Regions from separate parts of the Homo sapiens genome. Here region 2 is linked to region 1. The links are chromatin loops, found by intact Hi-C in ENCODE. Cell type or tissue: K562. All regions are shown on one strand. Links, peaks and the distances in the headings refer to the core of each region. The heading gives the core; the rest is flanking DNA.

Region 1 (5,385 bases), core at 116-5,115:
CCTCCAGCTTCTGCAACTTTCACTTAATGTCATTTTGTGCCTGACTCACAAATGCCGCATTAACCATGCACTGATTCCCTGCCACTTCTGGGTCAAAAGGTGTGTAGAGCCGGTAAGCCTCACAAAGCTTCTCATAGAACTCACTGGTACTTTCATCTGGTTTCTGATGGACCTCTGAAACCTTTCCAGTGTTTGTTGCCTTTTTCCCTCCAGCTTTTATTCCTTGTATCAGAGCCCCTTGGTATCTCAGCAAGTTCAGCAGCCCTTAGGCCTGATTTGGGTCCCAGCCTGGGTCAGTTTCTATTGGCAAAGCCTGCTGAGCATACTTTCTGACATCTCCTGTGCCTACTGGAGCATTGCTTTCTAGTCACTGATAAGCCACTTGTATTACTCTGCAGTGTTTTTCTGTATTGAACAGTGACAGAAGGAACTGCTTGCAGTCAGCCCAGGTTGGGTTGTGAGTTAAGAAGATGGACTGCATCAGGTCGATAAGAGCCTGGGGTTTTTCTGTATAGGAGGGAGTATGCTGTTTCCAGTTGAAAATATCTGTAGTAGAGAAGGGCTGATAAACATAAAGCCGTTCTCCTCCTTGAACCTCATTTTGTGCATCTAAATAGATCTGTCCCCTAGGTTCTCTGAATGGCATCTGCAAAGCTCGGGCGTGTCCTGACCGGAGATGGCCGTCATACTGGAGTTCCTCCTTTGAATTATCGGGCAGTGACCCTGGCTCTTCCCTATGTGGTGAAGTTTGAAGGGTACTCTCCTCTGAGTCTGACCCTCCACAGGCAGCTGCTGGAGTGACTTCCTGCCTAAGCCTTGCCAGAGGCGGATAAATTGGAACATAAGGGGATGGAGTCTCTAGCTCTTCTAGTGGGGCCTGTAGGACAGGTTTTTCCTGTTTTCCTTGCTGTTCTTTCTCCTGGGCCTACACTTTGTGGGTCTTTTCTATGGTTCCTTGTTTTGTACGAGCCACCAGAGTCTTACAATAATTTTCAAAACAGGCCTGTAGCCATTTCAGATGGGTTTGAATCACGCTCAGCTAGGAGTCTATGTATGGGAACTGATCAGGTTGTCCAGGCTGTTCTCCAACCCCAGTGACCACCCTAAATACTCGGCCAATTATTTCCCTATCTATGGTTCCCTTGGCCGCCCTCCCTATGTTGAAGGAGAGGCAGTCAATTTCACAAAGTGTTCTTAGCCTCTGCGGTGTTAACTTCATTCCATAATCACCATCAGAGCCTTTCTTAAAGTTCTTCAACATATGTTCTAATGGAGTTGGCTTCAATACTTTTCCTCCTATTGCCTCCCTCGTGGCACACTTTCACTCTCACTTTCACTCTTGGATGCACCAGACAGGGTCCTATTACAGGAGGTTTGGATGCTGCTTGGCCAGGTCACAGCCAACTACTGCTGTGAAGCTACCATGAAGTGAATCTTGTCGGTCTTATGCAGTGACCTAGGTCTGGCTTGTCCCACACTCACCTTGAGGGACACAGTCTGCACTAAGATCTGCAACTCCCCACATCACTCCCCGTGTTGGCTTCTCCGAGACCACCTCTTTCACACACTTTCACACACCTCCCCTGCCCCAGGACTCCTCATCGGATGAAACAAGCCTCTCTCATGTCCCGAGTGAGCTTAGTTAGGCTTCCACATTCACACACATACACAAACCACTCCTACCCCAGGACTGATCAGATGAAAGAAGCCTTCTTTATGTCCCGAGTAGGTTCACACACACCAAAACACTCCCAGTTTCTGTCTCCAGATCCAGTGAACCACTTTTGCTTGTGTGGGGACACGAGATTCATCCAAATTGGCAGGCCACTCCTGCTGCCCCCAGCCACTCTGGGTTGGATAAGTGATCGTTCCGGGGAAGGTAATCAAGCTCCCCTTCTGTCCTTATGGGATGGGCTTTTCCAGGGCCCAACCTTATGGCGGTTCAGTAGTCTGCCAGCGCACTGCTCCTGTGACTGTCCTGCAACTCCTGAGTCGGTTCCGTTTGCGCTGTCAGGGCGAGGCTCCAATACATGGGAGCCGTTCTCCTTCTGGGCTAAGTCTTCCCCAGTGGCACCAAAGTTCCCAAATCTCCCGCGTCCTGTGGCTTTAGCCCACAGGCAAAGGAGACAGAAACCTGCCATCTCCAATCCCAGACAGGCCCCCAGAAATGTTATGGGACAATCAGAGACGGGAGAGACTGAAGAGAGTTCAGGAAAGCCTTTATTAAGGGGATCACCTGGCTCAGTAGGACTAGCGTCCAGGAAAGTCTGAGCCCTGGAGAAAGAATGCAGCCACCTTTTAAGCAGTCAGTGGCCGGGAGCTATGTGATTCATGAAGTCTACTTACACAAGCGAGAACAAAGGCAGTTGATCAGTCTTTTACATTTATCTATACTACATGTTCCACATCCTTGGGAAACTATGTTTCTGTAACATATGCATATCAACCTTGTAACTTTGCAGCTGTGCTAGGGAGGTGCGCAGGAACTCACTGAGCCTCAAGGAATGTGAAACTGGTGAGAACAGATAAGGCTCACAACACAGAAAGAAAAACAGGCAGTTAGTATTCTTCTGTAACTTAGACTATGGGCAGGGGGTGCTACACTACACTTAGCTTTTGAAGGAAAAAGTAAAAATTTCTTGGTGGTCTTTGATTATACTTGTAAAATTCATGAATTCCTTCTTCAGTGGAGGTTGCAGTGAGTCGAGATCATGCCACTGTGCTCCAGCCTGGTGACAGAGCTAGACTCCGTCTAAAAAAAAAAAAAAGTATTTGTAACATTGGCATACAATTTACATACAAAATTTACTCCTTTAAAAGTGTGTAATTCAATAATTATAGTCACAAAGTTACACAACCATCACCACTATCTAATTCCAGAACATGTTGATCACCCTCCAGCTTCTTTTAGCTCTCCCAGAACTCTCCACATTGATCCCACTCTGGCTACTAGCACCAGCTGGACAGTAACGACTTTCAGAGGTGAACACAATGTGCTTCAACATGCCTTCCTGAAAGTTCAGTTAGCAACTGGACAGCATCTGAATTCCAGTTCTGCAAAGCTCTTCTCTGAATACCTGAGGTACCAGCATGATCCTGGCACTGCCCCTGCCTCCGCTGTCTTGTCTAATTCTAGCTCTCTGGGGCCACTCTTGTGAGTTTCTAGGTTCCGAGAACCTTAATCTTTTCCATTGTTTCCCAGCCCTAGACAGGTAGCTGCTACCTGATGTTGTCATCCTGTGTTAGCTCAGTGTTCATTTTTACCATTAAAACACCTGCTTTAAATAATCTTCATCAAATTCTCTCAGTTGTAATACTTGAGTGATCTCTCTGTTACCATTTGAACTCTGATTGATTTAAATATACTTGCACATATATCAACAATAATTTATTATTACAAAGTCATATAAGTGGAATTATAATATTATAAGTCCTTTAACGTTTAATTAAAATGCCAAGAACGTACATTGTGTAAAGGGCCACCTGTTCAATAAATTGTGCTGGGAAAACTGGATATCCATATGCAGAAGGACAAAACTTGATCCCTACCTGTCACCGTATACAAAAATCAACTCAAAATGGATTAAAGACTTAAACATAAGACCAAAACTGTAAACATACTAGAAGAAAACCTAGAGCAAACTCTTCAGGGCATTGGCCTAGGCAAAAGTTTTATGACTAAGACTTAGAAAGCACAGACAGGGCCAGGCATGGTGATGCACTCCTAGTACTTTGGGAGGCCAAGGTGGGTGGATCACAAGGTCAGGAGATTGAGGCCAACATGGTGAAAACCCATCTCTACTAAAAATACACACACACACACAAATTAGCTGGGTGTGGTGGTGCACACTTGTAATCCCAGCTACTTGGGAGGCTGAGGCAGGAGAATTGCTTGAACCCAGGAGGCAGAGATTGCAGTGAGCCAGGTTGAAGCCAATGCACTCCAGCCTGGCAACACAGTGAGACTCCATCTCAAAAAAAAAAAAAAAAAAAAAAAAAAAGCACAGACAGGCCAGGCATAGTGGTGTACACCTGTAATCCTAGCACTTTGGGAGGGTGAGGTGGGCAGATTCTTGAGCACAGGAGTTCGAGACCAGCCTGGGCAACATGGTGAATCCCCATCTCTACTACAAATACAGAATTTAGCCAGGCATGCTGGTGGGCACCTGTAATCCCAGCTGCTCGGGAGGCTGAGGCAGGAGGATCACTTGAGCCCAGGAGGTAGAGGCTACAGTGAGCTATAATCACACCACTGCACTCCAGCCTGTGCAACAGGGTGAGACTCTGTCTCAAAATAAACAAACAAACAAAAGCACAGACAACAACAACAAAAAGAAGTGGGACTGTATTAAACTAAAAAGCTGCACAGCAAAGGAAACAATTATGGAAGTGAAGAGACAACTTGTAGAATGGTAGGGAATACTTGCAAACTATTTATCCAAAAGGGACAAATATCCTGAATATACAAATAACTCAAACAACTCGATGGCAAAAACAAAAACAAAAGTAATCTGATTAAAATGCAGGCAAAGGATCTGAATAATTATTTCTTAAAAGAAGACATACAAATGGCTAACAAATGTATGAAAAATGTCCAGCATCACTAATCATCAGGGAAATGCCAATCAAAATCACAATGAGGCATCATCTCACCCTAGTTAGAATGTCTATTATAAGAAAAATAAATAAGTGCTGGTAAGGATGCATAGAAAAGGGAACTCTTAGACACTGTTGGTGGGAATGTAAATTGGTACAACCACTATATAAAACAGTGTGGAGGTTTCTTAAAAAATAAAACGGAACTACCATACAATCCAACAATCACACTGCTGGGCACATATCCAAAGGAAGGGAAATCCATATATCAAAGGGATACCTGCACTCCTGTGTTTATAGCAACACTATTCACAATAGCCAAAATATAATATCAACCTAAACGTCCACCAACACATCAATGGAAAAAGAAAATCTGGTATATAAACACAGTGGAATATTACTCTGCTATAAAAATGAAATCCTGTCATTTGCCACAACATGGATAGGCCTGGATGTCATTAAGTGAAATAAGTCAGACACAGAAAGATAATTACTGCACATTTTCACTTATATTTGGGAGCTAAAAAAATTGGGGCTCATAGAAGTAGTGAGTAGAATTATGGGCATTAGAGGGTGAGGGGGTAGTGGGGAGGGCAGGATGGGGAAAGGTTGGTATATGAATACAAAATTACAGCTAGATAGAAGAAATGAGCTCTGGTGTTCCACAGCCCTGTAGGATAAATATAATTGACTGTAATTTATTGTGTATTTTCAAAAAGCTAGAAGAGAGGATTTTGAATGCTTACAACACACACACAAATGTCTGAGGTGAGGGATATGCTAATTAAC
Region 2 (5,385 bases), core at 184-5,183, 52 kb before region 1:
TAGTCAATTTCAAAAATATGAAATATATTTGTATCTTATGACCACTTTGTATCGCCCTAAAATGATCTCCTTCAACCTTCAGATTTTATTTCCAAGTTCTAATATCTGAAGGACTGAACAGTTGTCTTTCAGATCTTGAAAATAAGAAACCAAGTGTGTTTTCTTTTATTTGAGAGACAGGAAATTTTGGACTAAGGTTGTTTATTATAAAGAAACTTTGTTTCCTATTATTGATTGAATATATATAAACAGAGATGAAGTAGAAAAAATACTAACCAGTCCCACTATATCATATTTTGATGCATTTTCTCATCTCTTCTTGGCAAAGCATATTTTATGTACTGTAATTATATGATATAAATCCACTTGAATTCTAATTTTAGTCTATTTTTCTGGTAATAAATATAATGGATGCTTATTGAGCAATATTTGGAGAGTTCAGAAAATAAAAAATATAAAGATATTTTTAATTCTACTCATCTATTACTAAAATTTTGATGTATATGCGAGCAGTTGTTTTTTACCTTTGAAATTATTTTCATAGTTTAAATCATACTGAATATAATGATTATTAGGAATTTTATAAGCAGAGTATTCACATGTCCTTTAGGAAACAGAATATGAACAGTCATAGTTTTAGAACTCAAATAAAGATAAAAGTTATAGCCACAACCACAAATTCCAAAGCAGATCTTAGTTGTCATCTCCCTATCCCTTAATTATCAACTTATAACTCTTGCAGCTACTGCCGGTGGGTTTTATGTCATTATTTCTATATAATATTCCTATTCTACTACTCCTTGCTTTTTTTGGACATTATCTATCCACATCCTACTCTGGAAGATGAGAATTAGCCCTCTGCCACCACAAATGCACATGGGGTATGCACAGTTTATATACTTTCCCAAATGTCTCCCAAAATACATATGTCACAGCTTTTGCTTAAATTGTCATTTAGTTGACATTACCATGATTACATAAACACCATTCACAACTGAGCCAAGTAGTGTACTGTGGCAACATTTGTTTTTGTTTTCCCAAGGAATAATAATAATTGTGTCCTCTTTACATTTTCTTGGGTTTTAAGCACTGATCACTAATTCTTCCACACCCTTTCCACCCTGGGTGTTCATCTTCACCTTCTGTAGTAAAACATATCAGTTCCATTTCTTTTCCTCAGTAATATCCTTCCTTGAGCCTTTGTCCACAGCTGCAAGCCTGATGCTAGCTGTCATTTCAGAATTTCCCTTTGCCAGCAGATTTGCAAGTTCTTTCATTCTGCTCTTGGGCTAGAAAGCTGGCTTTGTGATGCTATGCACGTCCCTTTCTTGGTTAATTTCCTCTTTTGGTGAGGCATACCCTCTTGTAGCTCCCCAAGGAAATGGGCAAGGGCAATACATTTTTAAAGAAATGATATACCTGAAATTATCTTTATTTTACCATCGTTCTTTGAAAAATATATATTTAAATATTTTACATGTTTACTATATTAATATATACAAGAATATATTAATAGTAATTTTGAAGTTTTGTGTTGCTTATTTGGGGTCAGTTTTCTTCATGTTCCTATCTCCCGTTTACTCATATTGGTCTCTGCCTTTTACATTAGTCAGTTCCCTAAATGTCTGCTGATCCTTGGCTGTTCATTCATATTTAAGAATGAATTGCCAAAAGGATGACTGGCATCTCTGTATGCATGAGGGTGCCCTGACTCTTTAAATAAGGAAACCTACAAATCTACAAATGTCATATCCACAGGACTTTTCTCTTGGGGAGGTTAAAACTCCAGCAAGGAATCACTTTCGGAATTAATTTTTTTTCTGAATCTTTAGTATAATGTCCACATTCCTTTTTCTGAAATATATTTTTATATGTTCAATGTTTATTTTGGTTCCTCTTTACTCTGCTCCAAACAAGGGCATGTGGGTCTGCCTTTGCTGCCACTCTACTTGATTGACAACTTGCCAAAAAGAGGAAGAAGACGAAAGAGGCAGAAGAAGGAGAAGGAGGATGAGAAGGAGGAGGAGAAGAGGGAGAAGAAGAAGGGGGAGAAGAAGAAGGGGGAGAAGAAGAAGGGGGAGAAGAAGAAGAGGGAGAAGGAGAGGGAGAAAGAGACAGAGGGAGAAGGGAAGGAGAAAAAAGAAGAAGGAGAAAAGAGGAAAAGGATAAGAAGAAGAAGGAGAAAGAGAAGAAGGAGGAGATTGAGAAGGAGAGGGAGAAAGAGAAAAGAAGAAGGAGAAGAAAAAAAAAGAGTAAAGAAGAAAGAAGATCTGCTGGTGCAGAGGCAGCTTTAACTTTCATTGCACTGCTTCGTGGCTAATGCCTTATCCAGCTGGTCTGAGCCTAAAATTTCTCCAAACCCACTTGCCTATCTGACTCTCTGTACAGACAGAGAAAATGAAAAGCTATGCCACCCGGTGTGTCCTACAATATGACCTGTATCTGATTTTGTCCCTGTTCATAGCAAATGTTATAGCCTGTCCTAAATCTCACGTGCCTACTTCCCATCCATTTGTATTCTGAGAGTTGTAGTTTCTGAGTACAAAAGGGATTAGAGCACAATGATGAGAATTGCATTCTGGTTGCTTCTAACAGCAGAAGTCCATGTGATAAATGGATGACTATAACATGTTCAGTCATTGTGATTCTACGCCAAAGGCAGACTCAGAGGCAGGATAACAGCCATTGATCATGGTTTCCAACATGTCCCATTAACCTTACAGTTGGTTCTAATCCCTTTTGATTTTGGCAATGTGATGCCCATTCCTGTTTTCAGCATTATAGAAATATTTGTCCTCATCTATTTCTTTATACACTGCTTCATGGTTTGGAATCAGAGGGATTGTCTGAATCCCAGTTCTATTATTAGTAATTATTTGAACTTCAGCAAATTACATCATCATTCTGAATTCTGGTATCTTAATCTGGAAAACAGGGATACTGTTATCTGCTTGGGAGGGTGTTGTGCTGATTGGATAAGACAGACTAAGTAGATGATGAGCAAGACTGGCATTTTTGTCTGCTCGGTAAATGATAGCAAACTCTTCTTCTGGTCGCGTGAGCTGGAAGACACTTTAGACCAGAAGTCCCCAGAGAGCTAAATTTAATTAATTATAGTAAATTTTAAAAACTGACATGTTTTGTTGTGGAGTGCATTCTCCTACTGCGTAACTTTTAGTGCCATAGTCTGAGTCATTATTTCTAATCTTGAGTCATTCAAATCCTTTTAAACACTGGAATATCAATCACTCAATCAATGAATTATTGTTTAGTTATTTCATCTAAATTTTTTTTATTTTGTACAGCATTGGAACAATTTGCCAATTATTGTAACTATGTGAATGACTACAGTTATTATTTAATATTTTGGAGTCAATAATAATCCATTCTTAAAAATTCAAATGAGAAAATTGAAGCTTTGAATCCATAACTAATGAGGAAAGAACTATTATGTTTAATTGCATATGGAGATTGATTTTTCAAATTACTTTTCAAGGTATTTAAAAATATCTGCTTGCTGGGCATGGTGGCTTACACCTGTAATCCCAGCACTTTGGGAGGCCGAGGCAGGTGGATCACCTGAGGTCAGGAGTTCGAGACCAGCCTGACCAACATGGTGAAACCCCGTCTCTACTAAAAATACAAAATTAGCTGGGCACAGTGGTGCATGCCTGTAATCCCAGCTACTTGGGAGGGTGAGGCAGGAGAATCGCTTGAACCTGGGAGGCAGAAGTTGCAGTGAGCTGAGCTGAGATCATGCCATTGTACTCCAGCCAGGGCAACAAGAGCAAAACCGCATCTCAATAAATAAATAAATAAATAAATATTAAAATAAAAATATCTGCTTTATTATATATATCAAATCATCAGAAACTAACCTTTAAGCTTCCTTTACAAATAGCAAAAGTCCTGATGCATTGTTAAGAAAAACTGCCCACCAGTGAGCTCTGCACAACATATTGTAAGCATGATGGCTTATCTCCTTTATATTGGGAGCTCAGTTTCCAGTTCCAAAGTGTATAGCAGCTTTTAATCTGTCACCACATGGCAGGAAGGCATTACTGCAATACTTTCATTCTAGTGAAATCACCCTGAGGTCACAAAATGTGTTCAGGGTAACATAGTGGCTTGTGGCACTGGGTTAGAAACCTGCATTGTTAGGTCATTCATTTTAGGGCAGGGTTCCCATAGAAGGAAGTGGGTCTGGGCTAGGAATATCACCTCCTAGGAAATATGCAGTAAGATGGATTGTGTGTCTAAAGGTTAAACTCTTTTTCCAATAGGTATTCAATAGCATTAGAAGTAACTTACCCCAGCTAGAGAAACTGTGTAGTAGTGTGAATGTAAGCAGTGAGATTAAATCTTCAGGAAACACAATGAAAGTCATTTTTTTCACGGATGGATCTAGGCCATATGGAGGCTTCACTGCTTCTTATACCTCCGGTGAAGATGCAGATAATGTAGGATATTGTAAATGTACTTCATTTTAATCAGGTGCACTGCAGATGCCCCCCAGCTACTGCCAATGTCAGCAGAGCCATCCATTTTCCCTTTAGTGATCAAAGTTCACTTGGAATATTTGACATAAGACAAACACATATAAGCAGATCAAAAACTTACTGCAGACAGAAAAAAGCTTTCTGATTTCAGGAAGAAACTGCTGTGGTAAACTTTTAATGCCATTAGATGAGCTTCTTGCACAGTTTCAGTCATGTTACCCAAAGGATTGGTGACCTGTTCCGTAGTCCTTGGTCAATTATTTGGTGCTGAAAGAAACCATCTACCTCCTAGAAGGTAACTTAGTCTCGGAGAGTAATTAATTTTGCTTGGGACAGAACAGGCTTTACTGTTTCTGGTCATCTATTCACACACATATTTCCAGCGAAAATAAATGGGAGGTTTGATTTGATATAGAATATTCCAAAATTAAGCAAGATATGGCCTCTAATTGTAAATATCCTCCTATTTCCTGGATTGGTGCTATTATCTAAGGGTTTTAAAATTTAGAAGTGGGAGTGAATATTAAAAAAAAACACTAAGTTATTTCATTGGTACAAGAAGCATCTGTTCCTTTATTAAAAGGGGGCAAATTCATTGGTAGGTCAATGTCTTATTATCTGTTTGATTTAAATTAAATTATTAGATCAAGTGGAGAATTGCTATCAAGCCATTAGGACCTGCCACCATTATATTTGGGTATTCCTTTAAATTAAATATTAATGAGCAGTAGGCTTCAATATTTGGACATATTGATACAGAGCCAAACCCCAGCCACCTAATCTACACCAACAGGAAAATAGAGAAGTTGTCGACTTTTGCACATGTTTCCTCTATAAACGTGCAGAAACTTCCATAATTTGCATGCCTTTTACCCATAATCCTGAT

Evidence for each region. Hi-C counts contacts between places; a loop is a spot of excess contacts. Peaks named below come from ENCODE experiments on the same cell type or tissue, not always from the same donor. Only the 100,000 strongest peaks of a DNase experiment are listed, where the experiment ranks them.
Region 2: it touches region 1 in a loop (6-fold over the local background); 3 of 110 quality-filtered maps call a loop at or near these places.

The regions. Positions count from the first base shown.
Region 1 is chr10:42,642,360-42,647,744 of GRCh38, reverse strand. It overlaps LOC105378268 (a long non-coding RNA gene), which reads right to left. Exons shown (of 2, transcript XR_945898.3): 2 at 2,203-2,752. Among named protein-coding and RNA genes, the nearest start is that of ZNF33B, 6.5 kb to the right of the region's middle. In K562, for the core only: a CTCF peak has its summit at 2,570; DNase peaks (open chromatin) are centred at 474 and 2,551; H3K4me3 peaks cover 1,525 bases.
Region 2 is chr10:42,694,705-42,700,089 of GRCh38, reverse strand. LINC02632 (long intergenic non-protein coding RNA 2632) reads right to left here and starts at 4,055. Exons shown (of 4, transcript NR_184025.1): 1 at 3,879-4,055. It also overlaps the pseudogene CUBNP1. In K562, for the core only: no CTCF peak of the experiment used is centred there; no DNase peak of the experiment used is centred there.